Linked DNA regions of Homo sapiens: region 1 is linked to region 2. The links are chromatin contacts, found by Hi-C in ENCODE. All regions are on one chromosome and are shown on one strand. The core of a region is the stretch at or near the end of the contact, and the rest is flanking DNA. Distances in the headings are between cores, read along the strand shown.

Region 1 (6,170 bases), core at 1,834-4,333, 150 kb after region 2:
TGAATGTGTTTGCTCTTGCTTTTCTAGTTCTTTTAATTGTGATGTTAGGGTGTCAATTTTGGATCTTTCCTGCTTTCTCTTGTGGGCATTTAGTGCTATAAATTTCCCTCTACACACTGCTTTGAATGCGTCCCAGAGATTCTGGTATGTTGTGTCTTTGTTCCCGTTGGTTTCAAAGAACATCTTTATTTCTGCCTTCATTTTGTTATGTACCCAGTAGTCATTCAGGAGCAGGTTGTTCAGTTTCCATGTAGTTGAGAGGTTTTGAGTGAGATTCCTAATCCTGAGGTCTAGTTTGATTGCACTGTGGTCTGAGAGATAGTTTGTTATTATTTCTATTCTTTTACATTTGCTGAGGAGAGCTTTACTTCCAAGTATGTGGTCAATTTTGGAATAGGTGTGTTGTGGTGCTGAAAAAAATGTATATTCTGTTGATTTGGGGTGGAGAGTTCTGTAGATGTCTATTAGGTCCGCTTGGTGCAGAGCTGAGTTCAATTCCTGGGTATCCTTGTTGACTTTCAGTCTCGTTGATCTGTCTAATGTTGACAGTGGGGTGTTAAAGTCTCCCATTATTAATATGTGGGAGTCTAAGTCTCTTTTTAGGTCACTCAGGACTTGCTTTATGAATCTTGGTGCTCCTGTATTGGGTGCATATATATTTAGGACAGTTAGCTCTTCTTGTTGAATTGATCCCCTTACCATTATGTATTGGCCTTCTTTGTCTTTTTTGATCTTTGTTGGTTTAAAGTCTGTTTTATCAGAGACTAGGATTGCAACCCCTGCCTTTTTTTGTTTTCCATTTGCTTCATAGATCTTCCTCCATCCTTTTATTTTGAGCCTATGTGTGTCTCTGCACATGAGATGGGTTTCCTGAATACAGCACACTGATGGGTCTTGACTCTTTATCCAATTTGCCAGTCTGTGTCTTTTAATTGGAGCATTTAGTCCATTTATATTTAAAGTTAATATTGTTATGTGTGAACTTGATCCTGTCATTATGATGTTAGCTGGTTATTTTGCTCATTAGTTGATGCAGTTTCTTCCTAGTCTGGATGGTCGTTACATTTTGGCATGATTTTGCAGCGGCTGGTACTGGTTGTTCCTTTCCATGTTTAGCGCTTCCTTCAGGAGCTCTTTTAGGGCAGGCCTGGTGGTGACAAAATCTCTCAGCATATGCTTGTCTGTAAAGTATTTTATTTCTCCTTCACTTATGAAGCTTAGTTTGGCTGGATATGAAATTCTGGGTTGAAAATTCTTTTCTTTAAGAATGTTGAATATTGGCCCCCACTCCCCTCTGGCTTGTAGGGTTTCTGCCGAGAGATCCTCTGTTAGTCTGATGGGCTTCCCTTTGAGGGTAACCCGACCTTTCTCTCTGGCTGCCCTTAACATTTTTTCCTTCATTTCAACTTTGGTGAATCTGACAATTATGTGTCTTGGAGTTGCTCTTCTCAAGGAGTATCTTTGTGGCGTTCTCTGTATTTCCTGAATCTGAACGTTGGCCTGCCTTGCTAGATTGGGGAAGTTCTCCTGGATAATATCCTGCAGAGTGTTTTCCAACTTGGTTCCATTCTCCCCATCACTTTCAGGTACACCAATCAGACATAGATTTGGTCTTTTCACATAGTCCCATATTTCTTGGAGGCTTTGCTCATTTCTTTTTATTCTTTTTTCTCTAAACTTCCCTTCTCGCTTCATTTCATTCATTTCATCTTCCATCGCTGATACCCTTTCTTCCAGTTGATTGCATTGGCTCCTGAGGCTTCTGCATTCTTCACGTAGTTCTCGAGCCTTGGTTTTCAGCTCCATCAGCTCCTTTAAGCACTTCTCTGTATTGGTTATTCTAGTTATACATTCTTCTAAATTTTTTTCAAAGTTTTCAACTTCTTTGCCTTCAGTTTGAATGTCCTCCCGTAGCTCAGAGTAATTTGATCGTCTGAAGCCTTCTTCTCTCAGCTCGTCAAAGTCATTCTCCATCCAGCTTTGTTCCGTTGCTGGTGAGGAACTGCGTTCCTTTGGAGGAGGAGAGGCGCTCTGCTTTTTAGAGTTTCCAGTTTTTCTGTTCTGTTTTTTCCCCATCTTTGTGGTTTTATCTACTTTTGGTCTTTGATGATGGTGATGTACAGATGGGTTTTTGGTGTGGATGTCCTTTCTGTTTGTTAGTTTTCCTTCTAACAGACAGGACCCTCAGCTGCAGGTCTGTTGGAATACCCTGCCGTGTGAGGTGTCAGTGTGCCCCTGCCTGGGGGTGCCTCCCAGTTAGGCTGCTCAGGGGTCAGGGGTCAGGGACCCACTTGAGGAGGCAGTCTGCCCGTTCTCAGATCTCCAGCTGCGTGCTGAGAGAACCACTGCTCTCTTCAAAGCTGTCAGACAGGGACATTTAAGTCTGCAGAGGTTACTGCTGTCTTTTTGTTTGTCTGTGCCCTGCCCCCAGAGGTGGAGCCTACAGAGGCAGGCAGGCCTCCTTGAGCTGTGGTGGGCTCCACCCAGTTCGAGCTTCCTGGCTGCTTTGTTTACCTAATCAAGCCTGGGCAATGGCGGGCACCCCTCCCCCAGCCTGGCTGCCGCCTTGCAGTTTGTTCTCAGACTGCTGTGCTAGCAATCAGCGAGACTCTGTGGGCGTAGGACCCTCCGAGCCAGGTGCAGGATATAATCTCGTGGTGTACCGTTTTTTAAGCCCGCCGGAAAAGTGCAGTATTAGGGTGGGAGTGAACCGATTTTCCAGGTGCTGTCCGTCACCCCTTTCTTTGACTCAGAAAGGGAACTCCCTGACCCCTTGCGCTTCCCAAGTGAGGCAATGCCTCTCCCTGCTTCGGTTCGCGCACGGTGCACGCACCCATGACCTGGGCCCACTGTCTGGCACTCCCTAGTGAGGTGAACCCGGTACCTCAGATGGAAATGCAGAAATCACCGTCTTCTGCGTCACTCACGCTGGGAGCTGTAGACCGGAGCTGTTCCTATTCGGCCATCTTGGCTCCTCCCCCTTCTTTTATTTTTTTAAAGATATTTCTATGCAGGAGAAATGTCTCTGCATTTTTTGGAGGTTAAAAGTGATTTGCTTTTTAGCCTCACATTTTATACATCTTTAAGTTAAAAAACCTAAGTATGTCTTGGTTTGGACTTCATTTCTTTGCTATCCTCTATATCTGCTAGGACTACAGCAGAAACTTGCTGGATCACATCTCCTTAAGGCAAGAAGTCCCTTGATGTTTTAATCCTCCAAATACAGTGTGGTTTCACAGTAGGAAGTGGTGTTGTGCAAGCCACAGATGATATGGGGAAGTAGTTTTCTCACCTCCCTGATTTTGACTGATCTTTGATAACAGATCAAGTAAGGTCAGAGCAGAATGAGATAACCAAGAAACAATTCTAAGTAGAGGCCTTTGGGAAGACGAGGGAGGTGAACATTAGCTGCTCAGAAAAGCCTTATCCTCGATGACAGCATGAGCAGATGGTTTGTTGTGATGTTCTGTGCCCTAGTGCAGGCCTGTCAGTGCAGGGTGGACCTGTGGGCCATGTTGTTCCAAGTCTCCAGTGTGTTATGAAATTTTTACGGGCTCTTTAATTTTTTTCATTCCTATTGTAGATTCAAGGCTACTAGAGTTGCAGATTATTATATATCTGGTCTAAAGGGAATTATAGTTGAGATTTCATGGATTTTTCTTGACAAAATTGACTAAAGTAGACATGTAGTTGTATATAACTGTAAGCTGCACATTTAAGGTATTCTTATCAGAAAACCGAAGCCTGTAAGCTGAAATACATAACACAGATATCTTTCTTTCTTCACCAGAAATCTTCCACTAATCCCGTCATTATTATCTCCTCTGCCATCTGCTTCTGTGCCCTCCTGGGCACTCTTAGTGCTTGCTTAAGGGCATGTGCTCGTGCTCTCCTCTTCTTATATTAACTGTGGATCAGGAAGAGCTAGGGAGAGAAGCAGCATACCATGTAGCCTCATACTAATCTAAGCCTCTTTCAGGTTTAGCACTAAATTGCTTCTTATTTTATACATCTAGTCTCAACATAGGGCATAATGATTTTTTGAGAGAATAAAGGACCACATGTTAGTGGAGGGAGGACTCTGATGTACTCTTCTAGGTAGAATTGATTTCTAGGCCTCTCTTCCCACAATTTGGTGGAAGAGAGGCAAGAAAATGGTAAACAAACAGTGACATTCCATTCCTGAATACATGTAAGAAAGCAAGTTTAAGGAGCATATCATTATCCCTAACATGAATTCATTGATAATAGATAAAACATGAGTCTGATATTTTGCTGCATTTTATAAATTCATGAAATTAAAGGTTTTTATTTGCTCGTGATCATCTAAGACCATTTTTTTTCTATTTAACTGTTGTGTTGTTGTTCTTGTAGCTCAAAGCATTCAGCAAACCAGGGTTCCAAGGTGAATGTATAGATTTTACAGAAGAAACTTCTGATTTGACTTCACTCATGCCATGTTCTTTTAAAGTTCTTCGAGGTTGGTAAGTATGCTTACTTAGTGGTTTCTGCTGTTATTTAATAACTAATACTTTTAAATTTACAGAGATATATTTTTTGCATGCACAGTGAATCCTTAAAATTTATCTTCAACAGGCATTTTACCTGCTAACTGGTCTATATTAATTTTGCTTAATTTGTATTTTGAGCTGTGATGGAATACAGAAAAACAGAATGCTGATTAACCAACTTAGGGAACATTTTGATTTTTGTCTCTCACTGTGATCTCAGATTATTTCCTAAATATTTTGAATGTTTATATTGTATATTTACCGTCTCACATAGTAGAATGCTATAAAAATACCTGGTGTTTTTATTCAAGTAAGACATATTAATCCTAATTTTTTTAACCTTTTAACAAAGTATTTATCATCCCCATTTCACAGATGCAGAAACCAGGTTCAGAGTTAAGGTTTTCCAAGATCACATACCAAATTTCAGACCCATGATTCCTTTGGTCTTTTTTTTTCTCATCTCTGAATCTGATATTCTTCCAATGGCAACAATATACTGTATATTTTTCACGTGTATATGAAACTACATGTGATTCCCATGGCTAAAATATATTCTACAATTTTTTTATTGTGCTAAAATATATGTAACATAAAATTTACCATTTTAACTATCTTTAACTGTACAGTTCATTGGCATCTCTATGTATCAAACATCTACCTAATAACCTATCAAAGTCTCTCTTTTCTTTTAAAATATCTTAGGTTTGTCAGTTTTCCTCCTTTCTCCCTTGAATCATTAGAGACCTGGGCCTTCTATTTTTCACTTGAAAAACTTCAGTCTCTTAATTACCCCCTGCTTCAGTGTCATCTTATTTCTAGTGTTTACCCCAAACAAATCACAGTACAATTATGTGTCCCAAAATCCAGTTTAATATTTTTACTAATGCTTTAATTCCCAGCCGTTTTCTAGTACCAGTCCGATCAAGTTCAAGCTCTTTCTTTTCTTGACCTTACCATCAACTAGCCTCCTTTCCCTATCCATTTCCCATCCTATTCTCCTCTCTTCTAACATTTGCTTTCCTCCGTACCCACTATACCAGGGGTCAGCAAACTTTAACTATAAAGAATCAGATAGTGAATATTTTTGACTTTGTGGGTTCCACAGGCTCTGTCCCAGCTACTGTCAACACTGCTATTAGATGTAGCACAAAAGCAGCCATACACAATACACAAACCAATAGGCACAGCTGCGTTCCAATGAAACATTATTTATGGACATTGAAATTTTAATTGTATGTAACATTTACATGTCATGAAATAGTCTTCTTTTAAATTTTTAAGCCCTCTGAAAATGTGAAAACCAGTCTTAGCTTATAGGCTGTTTGAAAACAAGCAGTGGGGCAGATTTGGCCCACATGCTGTAGTTTGCTGACACCTGTTTCATACCAAAGGTTGGAGGTCTCTGGTAAATCTAGCCAGCAGGTGTCATTTGTTTGGGCTATACACTAAGTTAAAAAAATTGTATTAATACTTACGTTTAGGATATTTTTCAGAAGAAGCTGTTTTCCACCTTCTCTTTAAAAATCAGAAGATTTTACGACTTGGAGAAAGCTTTTGTCTTTGTCGGTAATTAGCTGGTAGTGAGTAGATTGCATATGTGCTTTCCAGCATACCATAATCACCACCATTCCCAATTTTTTTCCACCTGGTACACTA
Region 2 (6,009 bases), core at 3,349-5,848:
AAAGACAAACAGGAACTAATCTTTTAGTAAAAATTATTTTGTTTTCATATAGGAAAACAATGCCTTCTGTCATTTACGGAAAACACATGGGCAATATGGTTGGTTGTTCATTGTGCCCCTCTATCCTATAGGAAGAATGTGATCTTTTAATTGTGCTTGGTGCTTTGTTTCTGGAGATATATATATATATATTATATATATGTATATATACCATATGTATATATACATATGTATGTGTGTATGTGTGTATATATATCTCTCTAGGTTGTATGTAATTCAATATGTTGGAATTTAAAGATGCATTATTATTTGGATTTGATGTGAAATTAGATTGTGAATAATGGAGATTGCTCTCCATTTTTTGCTGTTCTAGCATAGCCAAAAATATAAAGATATAGATGTACATATACATATGTATTTGATTAAACACTTTAAATTTTAAATGGCCGCATCAAATTTTAAATGGTAGATGATATCAACAATTGCAGTGCACTCAAAATGTTATAAAATCTTTGTAGCACAAATCCTGAAGTATATGCAAACTAAATAGCATATTTATATAAAATACCTAGATAACATGTCTAGGTTGAGATATTTAATCCCTCATAGAGCTATATTTGACTAATAAAAAACGACAGCTAAAAATAATTTCCCTCCCTATAAGTACAAATATGATTTTTAAAGCATCATTGTAACTTGTCATGAAGCTATTTATTATTAATTAAGGATTTAACTCTGTACCCATCTGCTCTTACAAAAGGGGAAAAAGATTTATCTATGAGAATAGGGAAGTATAGCACTGTTTTATGTTTTTCTCTTTAGTATTCTGTCACCATTTAAAGCTTCAATATATGCCTTCCACTCAGGTTCCTGACACAGCCTACATTCTCTTTTCTGGTTATAATCACAATATGGTAGAGCTATAAACAAGGTAAAAAGGTGTTAACAATTGAACTGCAATCCTACCTATTATCTACTTTACTATAGCAGTGAAGTAGTCCAGACTTATTTGAAGGTGGTACTATTTTTATCTTACAAAAATCTACTATAATATTAATAACTTTCCATGTAAATTTTCATGTGCTGGCATGCTTACAAGTTAATAGTGTTATAGAATGCTCAGCTCTCAATATGAGGGGTTGTTTGTGGTGAATTGCATAACATATGTCATCTATTTGCTGAAAGAATATGCTGTTTAGCAAACTACCTGCTGAGCAACATAATAAGATTTTTGTACAAGGTACAAATTACTAATTATTGTATTTTATTTTTCTATGATTTCCTAAGAGGCATTATCAGGGTCTTACAGATGGAGTAAGCCTGTTTATTAAAATATCTATTGGCAAATAAAAGTTACAGCTTTGGTGGTTGAATTTGTGACTTTTTTGTATTGTTGTATTTATGCAGATCTAATGCAATTTATTTTTTGGTCTAATAAATCTAGATGCTGTTTAGATAATTTAGTAATTCTGGATGCAAAATCATAGTTGTAAATTTTTTAAATAATGTCATTAGGTTTAGACATAAATTCACAGAAATCACTATAAAAAACTAGTAAATATTTTTGTAGCGATTTTATATTGGAAAATATTTTGTGAGATTCAAGTAAATTAAAGTGTTCATTGCAGAGGCAGTACTGCACAGAAATTGCAGATGAAAAAAGGGTACACATAACATCAACTGTTGAAACACAGCTTTAGACCAAAGTTTACACCAAAAAGTTGCAGTAAGTTATAAATCAGGGATTATCTATATTCTTTTAAAAGTTGCTGGTGAGAAAATAACGCTAAAGTATCCTGAATTAATCAGAACAGTGCTGTGTTCATTATATCTGACTCTTTTCTTTTTTATAATTTTCTTACTACAGTTCTAAAAGCCAGTATGAAATTAAAACTGGTGAGAAGGTACCTAAAATTATCTTCTGTTATGGTTAAGTGGCTTTAAGAAAATCACGTAGCATTTTTAAAGCTTGTTATTGTCATAATAAAAAAGAGTCAAACTAACTTCTTAAATCAAGCGAAACAATTGTATCTCAGCCTCTGAATGTACTCGTGAGAGGAGTTTCAGTTGACAAAGCACCAAAACAGCAGAATCAACCATATGAAATATTTATATGTATTTATTTTTAATAGAGATGGGGTCTCCAACTTCTGGCCTCCGGAGATCCTCCTGCCTTACTTAGCCTCCCAAAGTGGTGGGATTACAGTGTGAGCCAGTGTGCCCAGCCTTTATGTTTTTTGTTTTGTTTTGTTTTTGAGTGCAGGGTCTCACCCTTTTGCCCAGGCCAGAGTGCAATGGCACAATCTCAGCTCACCGCAACCTCTGCCTCCCCGGTTCAAGCGATTCTCCTGCCTCAGCCGCTTGAGTAGCTGGGATTCCAGGAACGTGCCACCACACCCGGCTAATTTTTGTATCTTTAGTGGAGATGGGGTTTCACCATGTTGGCCAGGCTGGTCTTGAATTCCTGACCTGGTGATCCACCTGCTTCAGCCTCCCAAAGTGCTGGGATTACAGGCGTGAGACACCGGGCCTGGCAGCCTTTATGTTTTTTTAAGTTTAATATTTTCAAGGCTAACATTTTTTTCTAGATTATTTTACTGCTTTATTTCATAACATTTATCTCTAGTAATAAGCCATCTATCAACTATACTTATCTAAGATAACGATTTGACTAGCTACATTTTTGTAGAAGAATTATCTATCTGCCTTGTTTTCCTGAAAAGTTGGATGCTCAATATGTCCATTTTATTTCCAGTTTTCACCAAATGTTTTATATTAAGCCAAAAGAGATGAACTCAACCTAGAGGCAGAAAATATCAACTTTTAGCAGGAAAAATTGAGTCTGTCCATGAAAGTTTTCTGAAATATAACATTTCTGCCGATCGCTAAGAAAAAAAAATGTTATATTTTGGCCGCAAGCACATTAGCTTCCATCTCTTACAAGTAAGTCACAACACCCAGGCACACAGAAAAGTGTTCAACACCTCCCTGTCAATGCATTCACGATTAGAAGTTCAGAAGTTAAAGAACCACCATAGTTACGGTTTGGGTCAATTTTGTTTACACAATAAAAAGCTCAAGACAAAAGAAGACAGGACATTATTTATTGAACAATAAATATGTGCCAAACATCTGTATTTCTGTTATCTTTAATACTCAGAACTACCAGATAAGATAAATACTATATTTTTGAAGGTGAGGATAGAAGCACGGAGAAGGGTAAATTGGGCTAAGACCACACAGTAAGAAAGAATGTATTTCCATACTCCATTTTTACAAGGACATTTATATGTTGATATGCATCCATAGGGTCTTTGTTTTGTTTTTGTCTTTCAACAAGAATCACTAATCCAGAGCCGCTTTTGTTTTTTCGCTGTAAAAATGACAATTACATTTGGAAATTTGGAGAAGTGACAAAAGATAAATCACCCCATAATCACACGCTTACAACCGTCCCCCCTACCATATTACTTTGAAATAATTCCTTCTAGTCTCTTTTTGCACCCTCCTAGTCCATTTAATAGGCCAAATGAATTGACAGGCCAAAGAACAGGCAGTGCAGTAAACATACACTAGCTAGTTGAAAAGGGTCGCGCGGTGGGGGGCAGGGGGTCGGAAATCCTACACCCATGCAAACAAAAAAAATGAAGAGATACAAACCCCTATTTGAAGAATGAGGCCATTCGCTGGGGGTGAGGTTAGTGGAGTTGGGCAGATTGAAAGGCTAGATCTTTAAAATGACTGCATCTGTAATGTGTCCGTTGGAAAACGCAGTAATAAAAGATGTGGGGAAGGGTATGCCTAAATATTTTCTATTTGAAGACCATTTGTGACTATGACTATAAAATCCAAGTGCAATTTAAGAAGGTGGTCAACTTTAAGTATTGACTATTAATACCTTTCCTGACCACCTGCCGATTTGATTCTGGAGACTGTAATCTACTCACAGGAGATTATGCCTGGTAGAAATCTCTTCGGGAGACCACACAACTAAGAAGCAGGGGTACAGGCATACTTTATTAGCCGAATAACACCTTTTGACTTTTTACACCAGTTCTCCCCTCTACCTTCCTGTATTAACAGTTTTACCTCTACAGGGACTCAGGGTGGGAGGCCTATCAGAACCCAGAGAAGAGTCGGTGCGATGGGCAACTGGGGAACTCCGGCGCACATCTTGCCCCAGGGGGGACAGTATCGTCTTGCAGTCGTTGCCACAACGCTACGCTGGTGCCCGGTAACGACACTCTCCGCGCCACACCCAGCGCCAGCCTCTTGGATCCCCAGGAAGACCAGGGCCGAGCGACAAACACGCAGCACACGCGAACGCCAAACGCTTCCCAGAAAGCTGTGCGCGAGCCTACAACTCCCATGATGCTACGCCGGGAACTGCCCGGCTCCTCGCAGGAAATAGGCAGCTCACCCTGCCACCTGTGCACACATTTTTCTTCAATGTATAGTTCCTCGGCGCGCCTCTGACCTTTTCCCGGAGCTCTTCAATCCCAGAAGCTATAGCACAACGGCTGAATCGCCAGGACCCCCGGGGAGGCGTGGCTTCAGGACCGGAAGAAGCTCCTGTTGCCAAGGGAACGGTGCCTGCCAAGGCGCCTGCTCAGCGACTGATGCACAGACTGCTGCAGAGGCTGCCGGTTTTCCCAACTTCTAGAGACGGCTTTGCTCATTACCAGGCATCCTTCCCATGTAGGCATCGAGAAGAAGGCTGAGGGACCCTCGCACCAGATTTCCATCCCGGAGACCGATACGAGTGCGTCCATTCCTGTTGCCAGCTCCTGCGCCCTCCGGACTAACCTCAAAAACCAGGTATCTCCTCAACGCCGGTTTTTAAAGCCAGCGCCACCCTCTGTCCCCGTCAGTTTTAGAATTCCTCTTTGGTCTTTCCCATGTTTTTCACTCCACGCGTGTAGTTGTTGCTAATGTATGAGAAGTAGAAAAGAAGGTGAGTTATAGAGGCCCTAGAAAACTTACTAAACTGGTTTGGACGTATGTTTGGTTGATGGGTTTTAACAATGCTCAACTTAGACCCGTGTATTGGGGGTGTGTGTGTGTGTGTGTGTGTGTGTGTGTGTGTGTGTGTAAGTGTAATTTAAATTATATCATAAAAAACTGAAAGCCGAATAAGAATGTTTATTTGGGGTAATAAAAGTAGGCAACATTTCAATCAACAAACACTTTACAGAGTTTACTAAGTATCATTCGTGGTGTTTTCTCTGGGCTACCACTCTGTCTCTGCAGCTTACCCTCTAAGCTGTTAACTGTGGATAACATCCTAATTCTTCTGGACTTCTCTGGCAATATGTAATCCTTTAGGAAACAGTCTGTCAGACAATAACCAAGAGAATTTGGCTGGTGTGCAAAGAGAGGGTTACAGTAAGATAAGAAACAAGAAAGGAAGATTGGAGCCAGATTGTGGACAACCTTAAAAGCTGTGCTTGGAAGTTTGAAACTACTGGCTTTATTCTGAAAGCCAGTAGTTCTCAATAGTAACTTCACATCAGAAACACTGGGTAGCTTTTAAAACTACAGATGCCCTGATCTTATTTTCAAAAATTCGGATTCAGCAATTGATTTCAGAGTGCAGCCAGGGTTGAGAATCATGGCTATCAGAGTAGGAAGCTGCAGAAAACAGTTGTGTCTCTCGCTGCACACTTAAGACACGATTAACAAATATTGACTGGCTTCAATTATCTTTTATTTATGCATGCAGAAAGTCAACTTATGGAAGGAAAATTATAACTACTTGAAACGTAGAAGTTTAAAGGCTCTATGATAGTTGTTTATAAAGCAATTTCAATAAATGTGATTACCTCTTTTAGAAAAACTGCCTGCTCTTCTAAATTGTGTGTCCCAAAATATTTCATTAACAAGTATCAAGTGATAATCCATGGAAAAGTGATGGAAAGTCACAATACAAGGTACTGTGAAAAACGAATATTCAAGCATCAGGCTTTAAACACTCAGTGCTTTATAGTAGATGCTTAAAGGGGGGAAAAT

What was found. A loop is a pair of places that touch in the nucleus more often than their neighbours do. Pooled maps may share reads with other maps.
Region 1: a pooled map shows a loop between it and region 2 (3-fold over the local background). The contact joins the enhancer-like site here to the promoter of ARL6 in region 2. A Hi-C loop is called at or near these places in 4 of 50 pooled maps.

Annotation. Positions count from the first base shown.
Region 1 is chr3:97,907,793-97,913,962 of GRCh38, forward strand. It overlaps CRYBG3 (crystallin beta-gamma domain containing 3), which reads left to right. Exons shown (of 22, transcript NM_153605.4): 16 at 4,375-4,484. Among named protein-coding and RNA genes, the nearest start is that of RIOX2, 62 kb to the right of the region's middle. RefSeq lists enhancers at 2,070-2,660, 2,661-3,250. Within about 2 kb of position 3,084, at least 6 of the 41 ENCODE cell types and tissues checked have a DNase peak (open chromatin) inside an H3K27ac peak, as active enhancers do.
Region 2 is chr3:97,760,160-97,766,168 of GRCh38, forward strand. It overlaps ARL6 (ARF like GTPase 6), which reads left to right and starts at 4,599. Exons shown (of 8, transcript NM_001278293.3): 1 at 4,599-4,818. It overlaps EPHA6 (EPH receptor A6), which reads left to right. Exons shown (of 18, transcript NM_001080448.3): 18 at 1-1,373. RefSeq lists enhancers at 3,930-4,431, 4,067-4,606, 4,432-4,931, 4,647-4,756.